Linked DNA regions of Homo sapiens: region 2 is linked to region 1. Evidence: read pairs that join two places in POLR2A ChIA-PET (ENCODE). Cell type or tissue: A673. All regions are shown on one strand. Each heading gives the region's core, and the rest is flanking DNA. Links, peaks and the distances in the headings are about the cores only. Region 1 overlaps NKX6-1 (NK6 homeobox 1). Region 2 holds the start of LOC105377315 (a long non-coding RNA gene).

Evidence for each region. Peaks named below come from ENCODE experiments on the same cell type or tissue, not always from the same donor. Only the 100,000 strongest peaks of a DNase experiment are listed, where the experiment ranks them.
Region 2: POLR2A ChIA-PET joins it to region 1 with 13 read pairs; 2 of 35 experiments call an interaction of 5 or more read pairs at or near these places.

What each region holds. Positions count from the first base shown.
Region 1 is chr4:84,492,377-84,497,761 of GRCh38, forward strand. It overlaps NKX6-1 (NK6 homeobox 1), which reads right to left. Exons shown (of 3, transcript NM_006168.3): 1 at 5,183-5,385; 2 at 3,296-3,468; 3 at 1-1,173. The coding sequence ends at 913. Among named protein-coding and RNA genes, the nearest start is that of NKX6-1, 4.2 kb to the right of the region's middle. RefSeq lists enhancers at 1-887, 3,244-3,744. In A673, for the core only: no CTCF peak of the experiment used is centred there; no DNase peak of the experiment used is centred there; H3K4me3 peaks cover 643 bases; H3K27ac peaks cover 82 bases.
Region 2 is chr4:83,800,789-83,806,173 of GRCh38, forward strand. It overlaps LOC105377315 (a long non-coding RNA gene), which reads right to left and starts at 2,344. Exons shown (of 3, transcript XR_938946.3): 1 at 2,305-2,344; 2 at 1,961-2,000. In A673, for the core only: no CTCF peak of the experiment used is centred there; no DNase peak of the experiment used is centred there.

The DNA of each region.
Region 1 (5,385 bases), core at 94-5,093:
AATTTCAGAGAGGAACAGGGAGGCAGGTGAGAGGCCCTCCCTGGTTCCCACGTCTTCCACTTCAAGTCCGGGGGGCGGGAGCGCAGTGTAGATCCAGGGGGTGGGCAGGGCAGGGCAGGGCGAGAAGAGATGAAGGGCAAAGGTGAGATTCTGCAAATCCAAACGGGAAAGAGGAACGAGAGGAGGGGACGGAGAAGGTGGGGACATTCTATTCTACGCTTCTCAAATTAAGTTCAAAATAAAAGGGAAGGTGTGGCTTGAGTCGCTCTTCAAAGGGGAGGAGGAGAAGGAAGAAAGTCCATCTTTTTATACGAAATTCAAAAAAGCATTTTACATTTTAAATATTCACAATAAAGTAACTTCTAGTCAGTGTAACTCACGATTTATTTACAAAGAGCCTTCAACAGGTTACTTTAGTTGCACAGCAGTGTGTGGGGGGGGAAACGTCCCTCTTCCCATCTGTGGCAGCGCCCGCCCGCTTCGCTCCGAGGTCCCCCATGCGGTGAGCGTGAACCCTTCCACAGCACCTCTCGGCGCCCCCTACCCCGCCGCCCGCGGGGGCAAAATCTGGGGGCGAGGGGGACCCGGGCGCTGAGGCCGCTGCCCGCCTATGGGGACGCGGCTGGGACCGTGGCCCGGCTGCGGGTTTCAGTAGCGACATTTACGCAGTGCATTTGGTGGTCTTTCTTGCCTTATCAACCCCGGAGTCTCTCTCCCCTACATCCCCTCCCACAACTTCAAGGTTAAAAAAATAGATATGTACATCTCAAAAATAGCAAAGGGTCCCCGCAGGCAGGGCCGGGTCCTCCGGGCCCCGAGGAGCGGGCAGGCGCGGCGTGCACGCGGTCCCCGCGCCCCTCGCGGCCCCAGAGGTGGAGGCCGGAGCCGGGAAGGTGCGGCGGGCGGCGGCGTTCAGGATGAGCTCTCCGGCTCGGACGCGTGCAGTAGGAGGCCGCCGCCGCCGCCGCTGCTGGACTTGTGCTTCTTCAACAGCTGCGTGATTTTCTCGTCGTCCGAGTTGGGATCCAGAGGCTTATTGTAGTCGTCGTCCTCTTCCTCGTTCTCCGAGGCCCCCTTGAGGCGCTCTGTCTCCGAGTCCTGCTTCTTCTTGGCCGTGGCCATCTCGGCAGCGTGCTTCTTCCTCCACTTGGTCCGGCGGTTCTGGAACCAGACCTGAGGGCGGAGAAAAGGGAGGAGAGGGGAGGCAAGGGCGAGGAATTAAACGAGCAGATCCAGGCCATGCTACCACTCCCGCATCTCGATGGCCCTCCCGCGGCCCCCCGAAGGCCTGCTGCCCTCCCTCGCAGCCCTCCCTTTTCTCGGCCGTCAAAGTCAGTCTCCGTCGCCCCAAGTTCCCCCTGAGTAACTGGCACCAACAAACTGACTGCCGTTGCCATAGCGATGGTAACACAAGAGTATTGAGGTTGTCAGTGAGCGAGTTCTCAAAAGTAAAAACAAAACTCGGAAACTTAAAAATGAGCGTCCCTAAAAGTGAGTTCACTTTCCTGCCTTCCAGTTTGAAGTTGAAAACTTTCCCCCTTCATGAAGTTGCCCCACAGTGGCTGTGATTTTATTCCTTATTTACTTTCTTAAATTAAGAAATTTCAAACAACCTGACACGTACTTGCTTTTCGGTATAGATTGTGGGGGGAAAGCACAGCATTTGCCCCAATTACTTCTGTTCTCCTTTTCACTTTTAAACATTTGTTTGTTTCACTTATCTCAGATCTGAATGTGTACAAACATGGTAGATAAAAAATATCCTCCCAGTTTTTACTTGCAATGTATGGTGCACTTCAAAAAAAAAAAAAAAAAGATCTGTTAAAATACAAACTTCAAATCGCCTTTAATGTTCTTCATAAACCCAAAGTAAAGTGAAGACTAGAATTACCATTGGTTATTTTTAAAACGTGAAAAATTGTCAATTACATTATTTTCCACAATTGGCATGTCTATTCTTTCAAATGTTATTTTAACTGTGTTCCTGCTCAAGACATTTAATACAAATATTTTTAAGCTTATTCATGATGTTTGACACATATTTTACCTAAAGCATCAGCAAGAAGCAACATATTTCCCAAAGATATTGAATTATCCTCCCTTTATTCTTGTCCTCCATTATGTATTTTATCTAGAGAATCAGAATTGTTAAGAAAGTGATGTTTATTTTCTTTATACAGCTATAATAATTCACTTCTAGCCATATAGACATATTTACGGTGAAAAATGAAGACCTCCAGATTATCGCAGTAGGCTCTGTACCAACCTACTGCAAAAAATAATTTTAACTGTGATGGTATCCTAATGGCCACATACAAAATCACTCCTGAAATGTATTTTATGATGGCTGTCCAGGGGGAAATACACTAGCCAGCAGACATGGCTAATGTTATTCCTACTTAATTTAAGAAGCAACAATAGAACTAATGAAAACAGACTTACACCCCAAAGAAACAAACATAACAAACTGAAAAAGAAGGACAAAAGAGACTATTGGAAATATAAGAAACCATTAGATTGAATTTACCCAGCTTGTTTAATCCCTTTATTTTTTAGGAAAAAATTTCTGAAATTTGTTTCCTTGGAAATATACTATACAACTCAATTATAAGGAAAGTGATGTTTTAATTATAAATTGTTGTCATGAATAGTGCAAATCCTAAATCTGTTAATAAACTTATTTTAAACCAAATTCAAGCCTATAATTCAGTAATAATCTTGTCAATTCATTTGTAAAATTACTATTCCAAAGCGATTGCCTTAAGCTAAGCTAAAAAACAGGTTCATCTATGGCAAGTGGTTAGATCCTGTGGATTTATTTATTTTTACTTGCGAATTAATACAGTAGCCCTGTAATACTGATCTACATTAGGAAATTATATAACTAGTGGAGCCTGAATTGACAAACAAAAACTTGGATATCGCTACAGATAGGATATGTAGAAGCTGTCTAACTGGCCTGATCTATTCTCTGGGCTGATATTTCAGTAATGCCTTTATTCTCTAATAATGGTGAGTCCCCCAGCACATGCTGCTATATAGATTAACCTAATTTCAAAGGCGGGGACTTGATTCCTTTTGTTCATCAAGAGTTTGCCCGCCTGCAAGACCCCAGCGCCTTTGTAGTCCCCACCCTCCTTCACTGCTCTCAACTTCTCCCCAGGCTCCTTGGATTCGCACCTCCCAGGCGACTGTTTGTTAGTTTGGGGTGTGTGTGTGTGTGTGTGTGCCCATGTGTGCACGCGCGCGCGACAGGGGCGGTACCTATCCCTCCAGGTATGCAAGGTCCACTCACCTTGACCTGACTCTCTGTCATCCCCAACGAATAGGCCAAACGAGCCCTCTCGGGCCCCGCCAAGTATTTTGTTTGTTCGAAAGTCTTCTCCAGGGCGAAGATCTGCTGTCCGGAAAAAGTGGGTCTCGTGTGTTTTCTCTTCCCGTCTTTGTCCAACAAAATGGATCCTTGATCTGTGAGAACCAATAAACAACGAGAGAGGGGGAAAAACAATCGGTTACAAGCGGCTGCACTAGGGGGAAAAAACGAACTCGAAAAACAATGTTTTGTGGGGAAAGAAAGCTCAGTCTGTGGCGGACACCAGAAGTGTAGTGGCGCTTCCAGACTAACGGCACGTCTCCCTTTGCTTTTTTACATCCACCTGTTTTTTAAAAGCCGCGTGTTTGGCGCAGCAGTAAATACCTTCTGCTCAACACCGACGTCAAACAGCTAGGGAGCCTATTGCTAAAGTTTGCCAGAGCCTAATCGCAAGGCCCCATTAAATTAACGACTGCCAGAAAAAGGCCACTCTCGCCTCCTAATCCAGTCGGTGCTCGTTCGGCCCCGGAGCCTTTAAGTGAGAATAACTAGATTTTTTTTTTTTTCCTTCAACGCTTCCCTAACCTGTGTCCAGGCAACAAAGGGGTCCTTGTTTTTGCACACAAGAGAGCTAAATCGCCCCCAAGTCTAACGTCGCTGCAGCCGAGGGGGAGAGGGGAAGGGGGAGGGGGCACAGCCTTTGTTGGCGGCCCCTAATACGGCCATCAAAACCGATACAATAGCGTCTCCCTGGCACCCCCACCAGGCCCGGCTGCCACAGTCCCCGGGCTTCCCAAGAGAACCTCCACTTGGCTTTCGCAACTTCCCGCAGTTACTGCCGCTCAGCCGCACTAAGGAGGTCCGGAGACTTGGAAGAAACTTCGGAGACTCGCTGAAAGGCGAAGAACTGAGCGAGAAAAGGACCCCAGGCTGGGCCCTGAAGTCCACCTGGAAGGCTGGGAGCCTCCGCGGCGCTGCGGCCTACTACCCCGAAGACTAGCGTGATCTTGGGGCAACTCAGTTTGCCTCAAGCAAGGTCTTTGCGGGATGGTACATTTTCCCCAGGCCGTGTCCCTTCATCTCACTCTTCTCCTGGCTCGCTCTTGTGTTAGGGTGTTGAGCTCCACGATGTCCCCAAATGTGCCCGGACGCAGCGTGTGCCAGCCCCCAGAGTGGAGGCAGGTGGGAAAGCGCGGGCCCAGCGCTGGTGAGCGGCTGGAAGCGCTCGCCCTGCCCTGGGGACGCTGGACTGTCTTCAATGGGCTCACCCAGGCCGAGTGTACTCGGGCGGCGAGGGCGAAGAGGTGAGGTGGGGACACCCCAGGCGGAGACGTGCATGCAAATACACTCACTTCCCGGGCGGTGGAGGGCTCACCGCTGCCGGGCCTCACTGCTTCGAAGAGAGGCAGCGGGTTAGGCTGGCGAAGGCGGAATGGGGCGCTGGACGACAGGGAGGAGCCGGGAAAGCAGAGATGCAGTGGCCTCTCCTCCCCTCTCCTCCCCATCTTTCTAATCCAGGCCAGGCCTGCGGTCCTGGCCAGGCCGTTTCAGGAACAGCCAGGGCCTCGGACGAGACACACGTCCCTCACCGCGTTGTGGTCCACACGAACACACACACACCGGCTCAGCCCAGGCGTACTCAAGACTTAGAGAGAGGGAGGCGCTTGGATACAGCCACGCGAGCTCAGAAAAGCGAGAATCCCTTTCTGGAAGCCCTGGCCCAACCTAACTGGTGTGATTCCGGCGCTGTCAAACTACTGGGGCGGGCCACAGGATGGACTGAGCGGCATGCACACCAGGGGCCGCGACCCGGGAGTGGGCAGAACAGGCACGGCAGGCAGGCATCGGGGCGCGGGTGGTAGTACTCACGAGGGGTACAGGCCAGGCGTGCGTCCCTCCAGGGCGGGCTCTGCATCACTCCGGGCCAGAAGATGGGCGTCCGGCCAGGCAGCTCAGCCAGCGGCTTGGGGTACCGGCCCACGGCGGCCACGGCCGCGGCGCTGGGGCTGAAGTAGAGCCCGGGCGGCGGCGGCGGCGGGCTCAGGCTGCTAAAGCGTGGCAGTCCGGCCAGC
Region 2 (5,385 bases), core at 265-5,264, 690 kb before region 1:
GTTTGTTACATGGATATAGTTTGTGGTGCTAAGGTTTGGGCTTCTATTGAACCCATCACCCAAATAGTGAACATAGCACACAATAGATATTTTTTCAACCTCTGCCCCATCCCTTTTTTCCCCATTTTTGGAGTCTGTAGTGTCTACTGTTCCCATCTCTGTTTGTGTGTACCCAATGTTTAGCTCCTACGTATAAGTGAGAATATGTGGTATTTGTTTTTCTGTTTTTGTGTTAATTTGCTTAGGATAATGGCCTTCAGCTGCATCTATGTGGCTGCAAAGGACATAATTTTATTCTTTTTTTATGGCTTTATAGTATTCCATCATATATATGTATCACAATTTCTTTAACCCATTGTCAATGGGCATCGAGGTTGATTCTATGTCTTTGCTATGCACATTCACAATTACATCTTAATTTTCAATCTTAAGTTTGTCTATAATTTGACATATGTGACTCACAGTTGTCTAGAAAACAGGGACTTGTTTTTGATAAAAACTTAGCAACACTGAAAAGCTGTTCTCAGAAGAAATTCATAGACTTAATTAATTTTATTAATAGAGAATGAAAAACAAAGTAACTTTGTACTTGCAACATAAAGTAAAAACCAAAGTAAGTGGGGAGAAGATAAAAGATGAACCAAAAAACAAAACAAATGCACAAAAACCAAGAAAAAAGAAACAAATTCAAAAACCTGATTGTTCTGAAAAGGCCAATGAAACTGATAAACATTTTTCAGAATGTTTAGGGATAAAAGAGGGTAAGTGGGCATTTACAATGTCATGAACAACAGAGGTGGCATGAATAGATATACAGAAGCATTTGAAAATGTTATAAGAGAGTACTACACTCAATTCTATGACAATAGGTCCAAAAAGTGTAGATACTTCCTAACAAAATGCAAATCACAAAAACTGATTCAACAAGAAGTGGAACACTCTAATTGTCTGATCAATGTAGAAGGGTAAAGATCTATCATTGAAAAAAGTGCCAGAACAAGATGGGTTCTGGCTGAGTTATATCTGACTCTAATGAATAGATAAGACCTGTGTTATTTAACTTACTCGAAGCTATAGAAAATATTGATAAGCCCAATGAAATGTATTCTTTATAAAGCCATTTTTTAAAATACCAAAATCTGATATAAAGAATATGAAAGATGATTGTAGACTAATCTTCTGTAAAAATCTAGAAGATAAACTTCTAAATAAAATGTAAATAAGAATTTTGTGTTAATTTCTAGAGTGCAAGAATGGTTCAGTATGAGAAAAATCCAATATATATTACATTAATCCATAAAATAAGAGAAAATCTTATAGTGACAAAAATTTGATGCAATTAAGTACTGATTCTTAATAAAGACACTGATTAAAATAAGAATACTAGGAAACTACCTAAATATAACAAAGACTATTTACTTTTAAAAAGAAACTGTTATTCTAAACACTAAAACCACTTCAATTAAAATTAGCAGCTATACAGAGAAATTGGCTATTACTCTTACACAATATAATCCTGGAGGGTAAAGGTAATGTGGTAAGAGAAAAATAATGAAATAGTTTATGTAAACAATAAAAATAGATTGAATTAATCTTTTTGTTAATATAATTGTAACCCAGAAAATCTAAGAAACTCTAGGAAAATTGCCTTCTTGAATTAATAAGATAGTTTCATAAGTTGATTTGATATAAAATAGAATTACAAAAATCAATAGCTTTTCTCTATGCCAAAAATTAAAACCAAAAAGGAGAAATGAGAAAAATATTTTCTTCACAATAGTAACACAAACAAGAAAATATTGGGGGAATAAATTTAGCAAGTAGGGCCAGGATCTACATTAAATGGACCATAAAGAAATCATAGGAACAGTAAGATGGCAGAATAGCAGCTTTCTATTATCATCCCTCCCAACCCGTTACAGAAGCATTGATTTTGAGAACTACTCATAGACAACAGTACCTTGATGGGACTCCAGGAACCTAGTGGATGAGTTCCAGCACTTTGTTAGAGCAAAAAATTTAAGAATAGGCACATCAAAGAGGGTAAGAAAATTTCATTTTACCCATGTTGGTCCTCCCCCAGGCAGCACTGCTCAGTGCCAAGAGATAACCCCTCGAACCATGTTTTCTCCCATGGGGGAAAGTGAGAGTGTAGTAAGTGAGTGCCTGGTTCCCTCAGTTGTGTGGAATCTGGCACAGGAGGCCTATTTCTTTCCATCACACCTAGAATTCTGAGGTAGTTGGCACAGCTGAGTGGTTGAGAGAGGCCAGGAATAGAAAAGAGAGGTTACAGACTCTACTAACTGCTTTGTGGACTCCATTAGGAAGCCTGCCCATGAGCTGCTTGGGATACCTGGCCTGAAGACCCCTCCCAACTGGTCTGTGAGCATCACAAACACTCTGCACACCTCACCATTGCCCTTCTCAAAGTGGACTCCACGAGAGCAACCTGTGGACAGCAAGTACAAGCATCTTGCACAGAAAACTGGCTTGACACTGCAGGAGAAGGCACACAAACTTGAGGATTTAAGGCATCACCTTAGGTAAAATAAACAGGAGATGGTCAGCACCTGGCCTGGCTTTGCAAGATTGAGAAGCACACAATCTTAAGAATTCTCCTCACCTTCAAGATGGAAAAAGAGGTGTTGAATGAGTGCATCCATTGAAAGGGTTTGAGGGCCTCAGAATCTCTACCTGGGATAACTAGTGAAGGCATTTCTCTCCCAAAGCCAGTCAGTAAGGACTGTAGAAGGACTGCTTCTTCAAATGTGAAAGCAGCAACACAAAGCATTAAGACCCATAAAAAATAAGAAAACATGACACCACCAAAGGAACATAATGATTTCCCTAAAGAAACAGAGACCTATAAATTACCTAACAAAGAATTTATATTGTTCACCAACACACATTAAAATCAAACTGTCAAAAGTTAAGGACCAGGGGAGAATTTTGAAAGCAGCAAGAGAAAAAAGCTCATCCCATACAAGGAAACCCCTTGATAAGCCTTCATGAAGCTACCAGTGGATTTCTCACTAGAAGCAATCTACAAATTTCAGTGTAATCTCTATCAAAATTTAAATGGTAATTTTCATAGAAGTAGAAAAAATAGTCCTAAAATTATTTCAGAACCACAAAAGACCCAAACTAGCTAAAGCAATCTTGAATAGAAGAACAAAACTGAAGATATCACATTTTCTCATATCAAGTTATATTATAAACCTATAGTAATCAAAATAATATGGTACTGGAATAAATATAGTTGTATAGAATAGAACAGAATAGAAAACTCAGAAAGAAACCAGTGCATTTATGGTCAACTAATCTTTGACAAAGGTGCCAAGAATGCACAATGGGGAAAGGATAGTCTCTTAAATGAATGGTGTTGGGAAAATTAGACATCTACACGTAGAAGAATAAAACTGGATCCTTATCTAACACCATCACAAAAATCAACTCAAAATGAATTAAATGGGCTGGGCATGGTGATTCACGCCTGTAATCCCAGCACTTTGGGAGGCCAATGCTGGTGGATTACCTGAGGTCAGGAGTTGGAGACCAGCCTGGCCAACATGGTGAAACCCCATCTCTACTAAGAATACAAAAAAGTAGCCAGGTGTGGTGGCAGATGCCTGCAATCCCAGCTACACGGGAGGCTGAAGCAGGAGAATCACTTCAACCTGCGAGGCAGAGGTTGCAATGAGCCGAGATCATGCCACTGCACTCCAGCCTGGTTAACAAGAGCAAAGCTCGGTCAAAAAAAAAAAAAAAAGAATTAAATGTAAGGCATAAAACTATAAAATTTAAACATAGGGGAAAAAGTCCTTGAATTAGTTGTGGCGATGATTTTTTTTGGATATGACACCCAAAGCACAGACAACGAAAACAAAAATAAACAAATGGGACTACATCAAATTAAAAAGTTTCTGCACAGCAAAGGAAACAATTAGCAATATGAAAGGCAACCTATGGAATGAGGTGAAATATTTGCAAACTACACATTTGATAAGGGGATAATATTCAAAATATATAAGGTATGCAAACAACTCAATAGCAGAAAAAATAATTTAAAAAATGATCAAAGGACCTGAATGGATGTTTCTCAAAATAAAATACAAATGGCCAACAGGTATATGAAAAAATACTTAACATCACCAATCATCAGGGAATGCAAATTGAAACCACAATGAGATGTTACTATACACCTGTTAGGATGGCTATTATTAAAAAGACAAGAGATAAGTGTTGGTGAAGGTATGGAGAAAAAGAAACCCTTATACATTGTTGATGGGAATATAAATTGTTATAGCCATTATGAAAAACAGAATAGAGATTGCCTAAAAAATTAAAAATAGAACTACCATATGACCCAGCAGTCCCATTCTGGGTATATATCCACAGAAAATGAAACCATCTGCACTCCCAAGTTCATGCAGCATTATCCACAATAGCCAAGATATTGACAGATTAATGGATAAAGAAAATGTTTTACATATATATAATTCAGCCTTTAAAAAGAAGGAAATACTATCATTTGTCATATGGATGAACTGGGAATATGTTATACTAAGTGAAATAAGAAGCCAGGCACAGAAAGACAAATAACATGATCTCACTTACATGTGGAATCTAAAAAAGTCAAACCCATAGAAGCAGAGAGTAGAATGATGGTTGCTAGCAGGTAAGGGGGAGTAAATGGGAAGATGTTGGTCAAAGGATACAGACTTTCAGTTATAAGCTGAATAGATTCTGAAGAACTAATGTAGAGCATAGTAACCTTAGTTAAGAATGGGATCTAGAACTGGAAATACCATTTGACCCAGCCATCCCATTGCTGGGTATATACCCAAAGGACTATAAATCATGCTGCTATAAAGACGCATGCACACGTATGTTTATTGCGGCATTATTCACAATAGCAAAGACTTGGAACCAACCCAAATGTCCAACAATGATAGACTGGATTAAGAAAATGTGGCACATATACACCATGGAATACTATGCAGCCATAAAAAATGATGAGTTCATGTCCTTTGTAGGGACATGGATGAAATTGGAAAACATCATTCTCAGTAAACTATCGCAAGAACAAAAAACCAAACACTGCATATTCTCACTCATAGGTGGGAATTGAACAATGAGATCACATGGACACAGGAAGGGGAATATCACACTCTGGGGACTGTTGTGGGGTGGGGGCAGTGGGGAGGGATAGCATTGGGAGATATACCTAATGCTAGATGACGAGTTAGTGGGTGCAGTGCACCAGCATGGCACATGTATACATATGTAACTAACCTGCACAATGTGCACATGTACCCTAAAACTTACAGTATAAAAAAAAAAAGAATAACGTATTGTATACTTGAAATTTGCTGAGAGAATAGA